Linked DNA regions of Homo sapiens: regions 1 and 2 are each linked to region 3. Evidence: chromatin contacts called from ENCODE Hi-C or POLR2A ChIA-PET data. All regions are on one chromosome and are shown on one strand. The core of a region is the stretch at or near the end of the contact, and the rest is flanking DNA. Distances in the headings are between cores, read along the strand shown. Region 1 has its middle 49 kb from the start of LINC00330. Region 2 overlaps LOC105370187 (a long non-coding RNA gene). Region 3 holds the start of LINC00330 (long intergenic non-protein coding RNA 330).

The links. A loop is a pair of places that touch in the nucleus more often than their neighbours do. ChIA-PET counts read pairs that join two places held with the same protein, here RNA polymerase II (POLR2A). Pooled maps may share reads with other maps.
Region 1: a loop to region 3 is called in a map of DLD1, with 3 times the contacts of the local background. The contact joins the enhancer-like site here to the promoter of LINC00330 in region 3. A Hi-C loop is called at or near these places in 7 of 168 maps with a recorded cell type or tissue (Caco-2, Calu3, DLD1 and 4 more), 1 of 37 single-sample maps with no recorded cell type and 13 of 50 pooled maps. POLR2A ChIA-PET finds 5 or more read pairs at or near these places in 4 of 52 experiments (A549, IMR-90, PC-9 and 1 more).
Region 2: a map of posterior vena cava shows a loop between it and region 3 (1.9-fold over the local background). The contact joins the enhancer-like site here to the promoter of LINC00330 in region 3. A Hi-C loop is called at or near these places in 3 of 168 maps with a recorded cell type or tissue (A673, Caco-2 and posterior vena cava), 1 of 37 single-sample maps with no recorded cell type and 1 of 50 pooled maps. POLR2A ChIA-PET finds 5 or more read pairs at or near these places in 1 of 52 experiments (PC-9).

The regions. Positions count from the first base shown.
Region 1 is chr13:44,758,969-44,762,875 of GRCh38, forward strand. No RefSeq gene overlaps it. Among named protein-coding and RNA genes, the nearest start is that of LINC00330, 49 kb to the right of the region's middle. Within about 2 kb of position 1,268, at least 15 of the 41 ENCODE cell types and tissues checked have a DNase peak (open chromatin) inside an H3K27ac peak, as active enhancers do; they include PC-3, PC-9 and mammary epithelial cell, where a contact is called at or near this core.
Region 2 is chr13:44,852,363-44,856,013 of GRCh38, forward strand. The region is part of intron 3 of LOC105370187 (a long non-coding RNA gene); the gene reads right to left. Among named protein-coding and RNA genes, the nearest start is that of LINC00330, 45 kb to the left of the region's middle. Within about 2 kb of position 2,314, at least 14 of the 41 ENCODE cell types and tissues checked have a DNase peak (open chromatin) inside an H3K27ac peak, as active enhancers do.
Region 3 is chr13:44,807,868-44,811,685 of GRCh38, forward strand. It overlaps LINC00330 (long intergenic non-protein coding RNA 330), which reads right to left and starts at 1,763. Exons shown (of 3, transcript NR_038433.3): 1 at 1,542-1,763.

The DNA of each region.
Region 1 (3,907 bases), core at 18-2,517, 49 kb before region 3:
CACAACACAGCATAGTTAAGGCCTGTCTGTCTGGTTTATAGATTCTCCACCCCCTTTGCCTTTATGTTCCCCTCTGCCTACATCTCCTCAACCCAAGCCTTGCTCATTCTCCACCAGTGAGTACGCAGCAAGTAAAAGTAAACTAATATTCACTGGCCAACTGTGACTCCGCATGAGAGATGGAATATCGTTAGCTTAGCCGTTGGCTTATTTATTTAGATACAGGTTTCACTGTTCCCAGCTATTTCTGCTTTACTCCTGGTCCCACCCTCTAATACAATAGATCAGCAAGAACAAACTGCCCAAAGCTTTCTGTGTTTCTCGCTGCTGTTCAGGGCCCTGTAAGGGAGAAGGGGCGTGCCGCTTAGGGAAGACAAGCAGGGATCTGCATTAAGCCCAGTTCGTGCTACATCAGAAGAATGAATTTCAAGGGTGGACAGGTGACAGGGAGGGTAGGTAAAATAGCCAGGGCTCGGGAATGGAGTCACCCTGAGAAATTAACTGGAGTGAATACCACTGGCACTAGCAGAAGTGAAAGACAAGGCCCAGGTGCAGGTTGACACTGGGAGGAGAATGGAGTGCTAATGGTTTAGTCATGGTTTCTTTATGGAAGGCAAAGGAGAATCAGAGAGCAAGCTGCCAAATTAAAAGTAAAAGCCCACTGGAGAAGGGCTGACTGGGAAACTATGGGGTAAAAGGCTGGGAGTGGGATCGGGGAAGTGGAAGAGGGATAGGGAGGAAGGAGGAATCAAGTCATTGGCTGTCTTACTGGAGTAAGATGAGATGTCTGTCTCTCCCATGCTGTAGGAGGCCCAGCCATGACATGAGTGATTTCACACCCTGTAAAGGAGCATTTAAAAAGAAGCCAGGCAGGTTTTGAAATATGAGGCCATGGTGTGGCTGATTATATATCTTTGGCTGTTTTGTTTTTTTTTTCCCTAAGGCAATTACATTAAGTGCTTAACATCAATCCAGAAAGGAAAAAATGAGGGCACCATGGTTTTGGTGAGAGGATTTGGTGGGGGGCAGAGGGGGAAGGCTAAACTGTCTCCCTTCCAAATACAAACACTGCACATACAGAAAATAAGCCGTGTAGATCCTGAGTTCTGACTACAGTGGCGAAGGAACACACAGGGGCCTAAGAGAATGAGGTAATATTAGTTATGTCAACAGTTGCATGTTACAAATGCTGAAGGGGAGTGAAACTTGCCAAGTGTTAATGGAACTGCTGGAAAGAAAGACTACTGGGCACCTGCCACCAGCCGCCTGACCTGGCCAACCCCACCTGATCTGGGGCCCACAGCAAGCTGTCTTTCTTGTTTCTTCTTTCCCGTTGGGTCAAAAATAAAGGTTGTTCTCAGTATTTTTTAGAACCTGGCCTGATTGCAGGGCAATCAACCAATGTCTGAGGGAATGCTGGGCATCAGATGCTGGGGAAAATGTGCCACTTCCAGGTATAAATGCCCCAAGAGCTTCCAGAGTTCTCACTCCAGTTGTTCCTTGGGGTGGTGTCATCCCCCAACAGAAGGGTCAGCCTTGGAGGGTCAACAGAGCAACCACAGAAACAAGAGTTGCTGAAACACTTTGTGGAACCCTGTGCAAAGAACCAGTGGTGAAAGTAATACACAGGCAAGTACCCAAAACGACCAGGGCTATGAGCTCACCTGGAAGCAAGAGACATTGCCTAACCCATAAGAGTACCACAGTGCATACTTGTAAGACTGATGGAGTCATTCTGGCCTTCAGGAAACATCAAATAATGGAGGTGACAAGGAGAGTAGGAAATGGCCCAAAAAAACCCATACAGAAAAATACATTCATTTTAAAAGGACCTAATGAAGGAGCTTAGTTAAACAGAATAATTCCTTTGTAGTTTTCAATTTTCAATAAACATTTTCCTTTTCAATAAACATTTTCTTTCTTTCTTTTTTTTTCTTTTCTTTTCTTTATTTATTTATTTTTTTTTTTTGTGAGACAGTCTCACTCTGTCACCCAGGCTGGAATGCAGTGGCCCAGTCTCGGCTCACTGCAACCTCCGCCTCCCGGGTTCAAGCAATTCTCCTGCCTTGGCCTCCCAAGTAGTTGGGACTACAGGGGTGTGCCACCACACTCGACTAATTTCTGTATTTTTAGTAGAGACCAGGTTTCACCATGTTGGCCAGGCTGGTCTTGAACTCCTGACCTCAAGTGATCTGCCTGCCTCAGCCTCCCAAAGTGCTAAGATTACAGGCATGAGCCACTGAGTCTAGCTAACATTTTCAAAAATAGAGAAAAGTAGAGAGAAGAGTAGAATGAGCCCCCAGGTACCCGTCACCCCACTCCAACAAACATCAACATTTGCCCTTCTTATTTTATCTGGTCCTACCCCTCTTTTTCCCTGGAATATTTCAAAGAAAAATCCCAGACATTTTACCATTTCACTCATAAATATTTCAGAATGTATTTACGAAAGTTTGCTTCATTTGTATTTTTGACAGAAATTTCCATCTGGAAGATAGAGAACTTAAAGGGAATGTTACAAGGGGATAATGGTCTCAGGGAAGCAATAACTGAGAATTTTTGGCTTTCCTTCCTGCCTACCTGCTCTATGCTGCAGCATCACCCAAAGTCGCGGGTACGCATATTGTACTAAACACTTTTTTGTGTGGCTTCCCCAGAGCCCAGTGATTTCTGTTCCTTGGAAACTGATTAGTAGTAACGTCTCCTCGCTGTGATCCTGCCCTGTGGCCTTGAGGGAGTTCTTCCAAAGGTAGAGACTTTGGGTCAAGATGGGCCAATGGCATTCTTTCTCTCTGCTGGGATTTGAACGTGAGAGCAGAACATGTCAGGAAAAACTCTAGATGAAAGAGAAGGTCTCCTTACTTCTGCTGCTGAGAGCCTGGAAACTGCTCTACCCAAACCCAGGGAATATAAGTTATCGGCTTTCCCAAAGCTTGGGGTGGAATGACATTTGCTTAAATTCCATGACACACTGTCTTAGTTCATTTGGGTTGCTACAAAATAATACCTTAGCCTGGATAATTTATAAAGAAAGGAAGTTTATTTGGTTCACAGTTCTACAGGCTTATAAGAAGCATGGTGCCAGCATCCACTTTTGGTGACCTCAGGAAGCTTACAGTCATGAAGGTAGGTGAAAAGGGAGCAGACGTTTCACATGGCGGGAAAGAAACAAAGAGGGAATGGGTGCCATACTCATTTAAACAACCAACTCTTTTTTTTTGAGACAGAGTCTCACTCTGTTGCCCAGGATGGAGTGCAGTGGCACAATCTCAGCTCACTGCAACCTCCGTCTCCTGAGTTCAAGTGATTCTCCTGCCTCAGCCTCCCAAGTAGCTGGGACTGCAGGGATGTGCCACCACGCCCGGCTAATTTTTTTATTTTTAGTAGAGACAGGGTTTTGCCATGTGAGTGAGGCTGGTCTTGGACTCTTGACCTCAGGTGATCCACCCGCCTCGGCCTCCCAAAGTGCTGAGATTATAGGTGTGAGCTACCATGCCTGGCCTTAAACACACTCTTACAGGAACCAGTGGTGCTAGAACTCATTCATTACAGCAAGGACAGCACCAAGCCATTCATGAGGGATCCACCCCCATGACCCAAACACCTCCCACCAGGCCTCACCTCCAACATTGGTGACCAAATTTCAACATGAGACTTGGAGGGGCAAATATCCATCCAAAGTATATCAGCTACTCTATGATCTTTCAGATAAACTCCCTCTCTATGCATTAGCTAGCCAGAACTGACTTTTACTCTTTGGCCAAAAGAACTTTAACAACTACACATCTCTCTAGAAGGAACCCATGGCCTAGAGCATCAAGCAAGGACAACACTAATATAGAGATGAAAATGTTATGAAAACCTTCTGTGTTATGTTCACTGCCCTCTCCCTAACACCTAGCACAGT
Region 2 (3,651 bases), core at 1,064-3,563, 45 kb after region 3:
TGATAGGTCTTAGTCTTGGCCATATGTAGATAAGGCCTGGTAACTTGGCCTGATCAAATTTTACACCTCTCTTATGCCATTCCCAGGTGTCAAAGAAGAGATTAAGAAGACATCCATATCACGAATTGGCCCCTGTGGCCACAAAGCATAGATGCATTCCCTTGGTGTGCATCTGGAGCACCAAAATGAAACTGAGACTCCAGGACAACGCAGAATTCACACAGCATGTGGCTGTCATTCAAAGGCAAAACTGCTTTAGAAAACTAGGGAAGGAATTCCAGCTTTAAACGGAATGCTTTACTCTTTTGGAAAGCTCCAAAATGAAAATTCCGCCCCTCAAAATGTAAATGCATGCACTTTTACAAATAGTATAATCATGCAAAACTACTCAGCTGCTTCAGATGTTTTTGGCAAGCTGGAGTACAAGTTGACAGGTAACTAGTTAGAATTATTCTCACTTCCTTTTGCCATGGGAGTGGGGAGAGGCCATTTTATGAATTTTTAAATGACAAGTTTGATGAAATCATAGAATAAACTATTTCAAGTATATTTTCCTGGTTTTGGCTACTAAATAATTGCACCAACATTTAAAAAAAGCTAAGCTGTAAATTCAACTGAATTTCACTTGGCTTGGAATCGCCACATTTTGAGATAATTTAACACATTCATCCTTTGTACTAAGAATGATAACTAATAATGGTGGTTGCCACCGGTTGATCAAATCTAAGGTTTTAAATATATTTACACATATCATATTCATGACAAATCCAACAAGATAGACAGTATCATTATTTTATTCCCATTGTAGAGATGTGGAAACTGAGGATGCTTAAGTAACTTGCTTAAGATCAGGCAGTTTCTCAGTCAATTCATTTTGGCTCTAGAACCACCTGCCCAATACAGTAGCCACTAGCCACATACAGCTATGAAGCTCTTGAAATGTGCCTAGTCTGAATTGAGATGTGTGGTAAGTATATATTTTGATTACTTGTATAAAGAAAAGAATGTAAAATATCTCACTAATAATTTTTAAAATATTGATTCCATGTTAACATACAAAAATAAAAATGGGCTGTTAAAATTAATAAATAAAATATGTATGCTATTACAATTAATTTCACCTACTTGTTTTGACTTTTTAAATGTGGCTATTAGGAAAGTTAACACTCCTGTGCTTGGGCCTCACATTATACCCCTATTGGACCACACCGTTCTACAGCCCCAACTCTACCATTTTTTACCCTCCAAAGGAAAGAGTTTATACTATTTACATTTACAAGAAAGTGTGATCTTCTTTCATTGCAAGATTTATGTATTGTCTGTATGTGGAGAAATTGAGGCATAAAATAGTTAAGATCTAAAGTTAAATATTAATCCTAAAACAAACTTCAAAGCCTGCTGAGAACAAAAGATTGCATCCTCTACTCAGCTTGACTTGTTTGACCTGCTTTCCAACCTGGACTGAAGCCATGGAGTTCAAGAAGTTTAGCAACTGTCTGAGGTTTAATGCCTAATCGAAAGCCAAACATAGCCGTTGCTTGTGTTTTTGCTCTTGTTTTATGCCCACTTATGCTATGCTCAGAGAGAAAAACACAGCAGGGTTGGGAGGACACCAGCTCGTGTGGCTTTTTTCCAGGGGTCATGTGTTGGGTTATATAGGATTCTCTAATTATTTAATGATAATCATTGGGTTTCCATTATCAAGGAAAATATATAAAACACATGCTGATGGGCAGATTCATTGAATGGCATAAGGACCCCTCAAGAAAGCTCAAGCTATTTATGAACCCTACTCATGACTCGGATACTGCATTAGTTCAGAGTGGAGGCTGGATTTTCACTTATTCCTCTGAAAGTCCCTAAGCAGAAAATATTTCCTGAAATATGAGCAACTCCTCAGGTGCCATCTAATAGAACAGGACTTGGCAATTAAAACCAAAGACATTCTTGTATTTTCTGCTGAGCTCCTGGTCCACCCCAGCCCCATCCAACTCTGAATATTTGACATCTGTGCTTATTTACTTAGTTCCCTGGAGTACCGGCAGCTTTTCTCTGTCACTGTGTTCACCTGTGAGAGGTCTATTTAAAGCGCCTTCATAATGTTCTGAACATTTACATTTGAGCCAAGCCCTCAGCTCGACCTTTCAACATTCTCCCTCTCTTATTTTTTCTCAACACCTCTCTCCCACTGCAGTCCTCTCCTTTTTTCTCCCTTGCAAACCTGTGAAGGGAGAGGCTGTGACACTGAAAACCTTCCTGGGGAGGTGGTAGGACTGGCCCTCCGCCCTGCAGCCCCTCCTTAATGAGGATTAAGTGTTCCTCCCTCACGTCCCAACACTGGGCAGCTGTCCCCAAGCCATTTAGGACCAGCCAATGACATGCCAGAGAGCTACACTGGAGAGAACAGAAGCCGCGTGCCTTTTTATTCATAGGACAGTGTGTGCTCATATAACCTTTCTCTGTATATAGACAGACCCAGCTATTAGCTTTCACAGTTCCTCCTTGTTTAACCTTATCTTTCTTGACTCATTGTATATTTGATGTTCCTAATGGACAGTATTCCATGTGGCACGGTGGAAGGCTACTGAAAGCCTGGAGGCACACATTCTAACTGCTGTTCTGCTGCTAACTTGCTGTGTGATCTTGGAGATGTCATCAAACTCTCTGGGCCTGTTTCCTCAATGAAATAGAAAGTTGGATTGAATGATACCTAGAAGTCCTTGCTGTTTTACAATTCTATGATCCATGAACTTCTCAGATCCTCTCTAGTAATTAGTATTCACTTCTCATAATATGTTTTTCCTGTGGCTGACTCCATGGATTTCCTTCTCTTTGGAGATTAGGGGCTGCCCAGTGATAAGCACACTGACCAGGTCCCCTCACAAGGTGATTAACATGACTGCATCCCAGGCTCCAGGACAAGGCCCAGGCGATACGCAGCTGCACACGAGTTAAATAGAAACATTTTTAAAAACACTTCAAGGGGAGGAAATTGATTTACTGAAGAGTAGTTTGTAGGAAACAGAATGTGGATAAGGCCCACATTAATTCATTGAAGAATCTCATGAAGTTTTTTTTTTGTTTGTTTTTTGTTTTTTTTTGAGACGGAGTTTCGCTCCTGTTGTCCAGGCTGGAGTACAATGGTGCTATCTCAGCTCACTGCAACCTCCGCCTCCCAGGTTCAAGCGATTCTCCTGCCTAAGCCTCCCAAGTAGCTGGGATTACAGGCACCTACCACCACACCTGGCTAACTTTTGTATTTTTAGTAGAGACGAGGTTTCACCACGTTGGCCAGGCTGGTCTTGAACTCCTGACCTCAGGTGATCTGCCCGCCATGGCCTTCCAAAGTGCTGGGATTACAGGCATGAGCCACCGTGCCCAGCCAGAATCTCATGAAGTTTTTATGGTTTGCTTTGTTTCTTTGTTTTCTAGAGTCTTGGCTGAAAAGAGGAAGCCCACCTTCTACCCCACGGGGTACTTCCAGAAGTACTGTGCGATCATCACAGCATGTCTCCCTGCTTCTGGTTCTCCCCACTCCGTCCCATTTTGCACACTGAGGCCAGATAAACATCACTAAAGCTGCTCCTATCACTGTGCCCCCTGCCTAAGAGCCTCCCAGCCCCTCTGGGCCACCTGGACTAAGCACAGCCC
Region 3 (3,818 bases), core at 513-3,012:
TCTTCATTTTGCAAAGCTGAAACTCTGCATGCATTAAACAGTATCTCCCCAGCTCCCTCTGTCCCCAGATCCTGGCGACCACCATTCTTCTTTCTGTCTCTATGAGTCTGACTACTCCAAGTACCTCAGATAGGTGGAATCACATGGTATTTATCCTTCGGTGACCGGGTTATTTCACTTAGTGCAATGTCCTCAAGGTTCATCCATGTTGTAGCATGTGTCAGAATTTCCTTCCTTTTTTAAGGCTGAATAATATGACAAGCTGTCTTTTTAAGTTGCAGGTCAATTACGGATCCTTTGAATATGAGAGGGAGCAGGATTGGCCCTTCAGGGTTTGAGGTTTTCAGGAAGCCCACAGAGATTGACTCCTTTTATGGGATTCCATAACCCATATTTCAATGACCCCCTTCACACGCTGCCAGTCAATCAGTGGATTTTTTTCACTGACTATGTTGACAGTCCTGGGCCATGCCTGCCCTTTGTACCAAGTTTTGGGGAAGTCCAGGCCTTGCATCCAGGGGAGAGAGAGGCCCAATCTCAACACAGCTCTGACATTTATTAGTGGTGACATCCTGAGTAAGTCACTTCACCATTGTGAATACAGTGCCTCTGAAGTAAAATGGAGGTGACATTATGAACTCTATCTAGGTTGGGTGGAGATTAAATGAAAGAATATATATTAGAGCACCAGGCATGGTACCTGGTAAGTTCTCAACAAATGGATGTTAAATCTTAGTACAAAGCAAATTAAAGATGAGATTTTTCTTTTGACTAAGCATAGCACCCAGACAGACTAGTGGCGCTCCAACATTTTTTGAGTCAGGGGCTCCTCTGAGGATCACTTACATGCCTACACAACGTGACACTAAATTTCTGGGAATTCTTGAATCTCATGATGTCCATCCATGACTTCAGGCACAAGATCAAGGACCTGGGATCGAGATAGCAGAGGATAAAACATTCCCAGAAAATGTAGATCAGGCCGGGTATAGTATCTCACCACTCTAATCCCAGCACTTTGGGAGGAAAGAGCAGGAGGATTGCTTGAGCTCAGGAGTTTGAGACCAGCCTGGGCAATACAGTGAGACCCTATCTCTACAAAAAGCAAAAAAAAAAAAAAAAAAAAAAAAATTCACCAGATGTGGTGACACACGCCTGTAGGTCCCATCTACTCAGGAGGCTGAGGTGGGAGGATCACTTGAGCCCGGAGGTTGAGGCCACAGTCAGCCAAGATCACACCACTGCCCTCCAGCCTGGGTGAAAAGAAAAAGAAGAAGAAAATGCAGATCATGTTTTATATAGAGTGAAAAAAGTAAGGAACAGAGTCCTGCAAGTGCTAAAGGGACACTAATAGGGAACGCTAACGCAGTCAGGTGGATCCAGTGAGGAATACTTCCTCATGGATATTCAGAAATTTCTCAAGGACTCAGTGTTTACTTTTCATTCTACTGTGAGTGGTTCACCAGTCTTAAGATTTCTCCCTCATTTCCACCCTGGGAAAGCACATGCTCTCGTGCGAGCTACACAATGTAAGCACTTACTTGTGTTTGTCTTGTGCTTTGGCTGATTCGACTGCCGGTGGACCTTCATGCATTCTTCCTCTTGTCGTGTGCTCTGGAGACCCTGTCTGCTGCTGAGTCTCTCCCAGGGCCCCACAGATGCAGCCGTTCCAATGAGATTGTGAGGTAAAGTTGCTCGGGGAATTGTTCTGAACTTTCAGAAATGCCACTGTCCTACAAGGTGGAGTCTGTTCTCAACTGTTTGTTGTTGTTTTGTTTTGTTTTGTTTTGTTTTGATACAAGTTCTAGCTCTGTCACCCAGGCTAGAGTGCAGTGGCGTGACCTCGGCTCACTGCAACCTCCGCCTCCCGGGCTCAAGCCATCCTCCCACCTCAGCCTCCTGAGTAGCTGGGACTACAGACGCACACCAGCACACCCGGCTAGTTTTTGTATTTTTAGTAGAGATGGGGGTCTCACCACGGTGGCCAGGCTGGTCTCGAACTCCTGACCTCAGGTGATCCGCCCGCCTTGGCCTCCCAAAGTGCTGGCATTATAGGTGTGAGCCACCACACCCAACCTGTTCTCCACTGATTTAAAGACACTCCATATATGTCTGTAGGGAAGCTTAGCACAGTGTGGACAAACATAGCCCCGTATTTCAAGGGAAATTTTGTTTTAAGGGCTCAGATGTCTTACCCTATAATTCAACTGCCATCTTCCCCATCGTAGTTATCTCTTTCAAATGCAGGACCACAGTAAACGATGCGGGGAAGCATCCAGGCCTCCTTCTCCCTGCCACACCCTGGCACATTCTCCAGCTAGTCTGGGACATGGGCATCACAAAAGCAGTTCTGCAAGTGCTAGTTGTCATCTCAAGCTGTCTTTCCCTGGCACCATGCCAACTGCTGTTACAGACACCATTTCCACACCCTCCCCTCTGTGGCCTGGTGTGAGCATTTTACTAAATTTCAGTATTCCTTGTCACTACTGCTGCAAGTGTAGCATGAAAGACTTATATGGTAACAAAAAGCCTCTTGTCTAAGCAGACAGGGGAAAAAACATATAGGAAGCCTGATCTTCTAATTGCCCAGGAACTGGCAAGTGACCTTGCTCACCAATTACAGAGCCTTTGATTTAAGTCAAATAGCAAATCTATTAAATCTGATACCTTTGAATGATTTGAGTAGCCATGCTGTTATAAACTACTTTAAAATGGCAGTAATCTGAAGAATCTAGAGGATGATAAGAAACACGTCTACTCACACGGCCAGAACAAATAACAGAAATGGCCAAAAAATGCTAAGCCTTCCAAACCCAGAACCAAACCCAGATAGCATTGACTGAAAGGATTTCTACTCTTTTTTCCTCCAATAATCTTAATTCCAGCAAAGCCAAGTCTCCTCAGTGACAAGAAAAATAAGTCAGGGTGTATTTTCTTGTTGGCTTTTGCTTTTAAAATAGCACTTTTCTCCTAATTACAAAATCCATTTATGCTTCATGGGGAAAGCTTGGAAAACAAAAACACAACAGATTCAAGGTCACTTTAAGATCTTGCCAGGACTACTTCAGGCATTCTAATGTATGTCTCTTTTATATTTAAATAGATTTTTTTTTACAAAAATTACATGTTTATACATAAAGTCTTTTGGTCACTGATCTATTTATTTTACTTAGCAACATATTATAAATATTTTCCATACCAATTGATATTTTCTTTAATATGTTGTCTAGCAGCTACATACAGTTCTGTCATTTGGATGTATTGTAATCCTTTATTTATTAAGTCATAAGTAAGGCTTTGATGGACATCTTTGAATGAAAATCTTTAACTTCATCTCTGATTACTCTTAGGATAACCTCCTAGAAGTTTACCTTCTGTTATTAATACATGCCCATGTTTTTAATCAGCAGTCTTCAAGTTCATCCTTTGATTCTACTTACTTAGGAGTCATTTCACCACCAAACAATAACATGAATATAGATGCCAAAACAAAAGGAATGAAAATGCCTCCAGTAGACCCAGAAACATGTTAAAGATTGAAGCTGTTCGTTAAGGAAAGCTTTAAGGCCAGACCAGAGATGAGCTATTTCCTGAAACATCAAATAGAGAAAATGAGCTGATGTCAACAGAGAGATTCAAGAGAAGTTACTATAACACAATTTCAAATTAAATTTCCAACACTTCCAGAAATAAGTGTCACTGAGGAAAGTTAGAAAAGACACGGGCACACTGTGCAAAAACAATGTATTGCTTGCAGTGATAATAAATAAACTTCCAATATTTGTAGATCAGCATGTCAAAGATAAAATGGTTGGTAA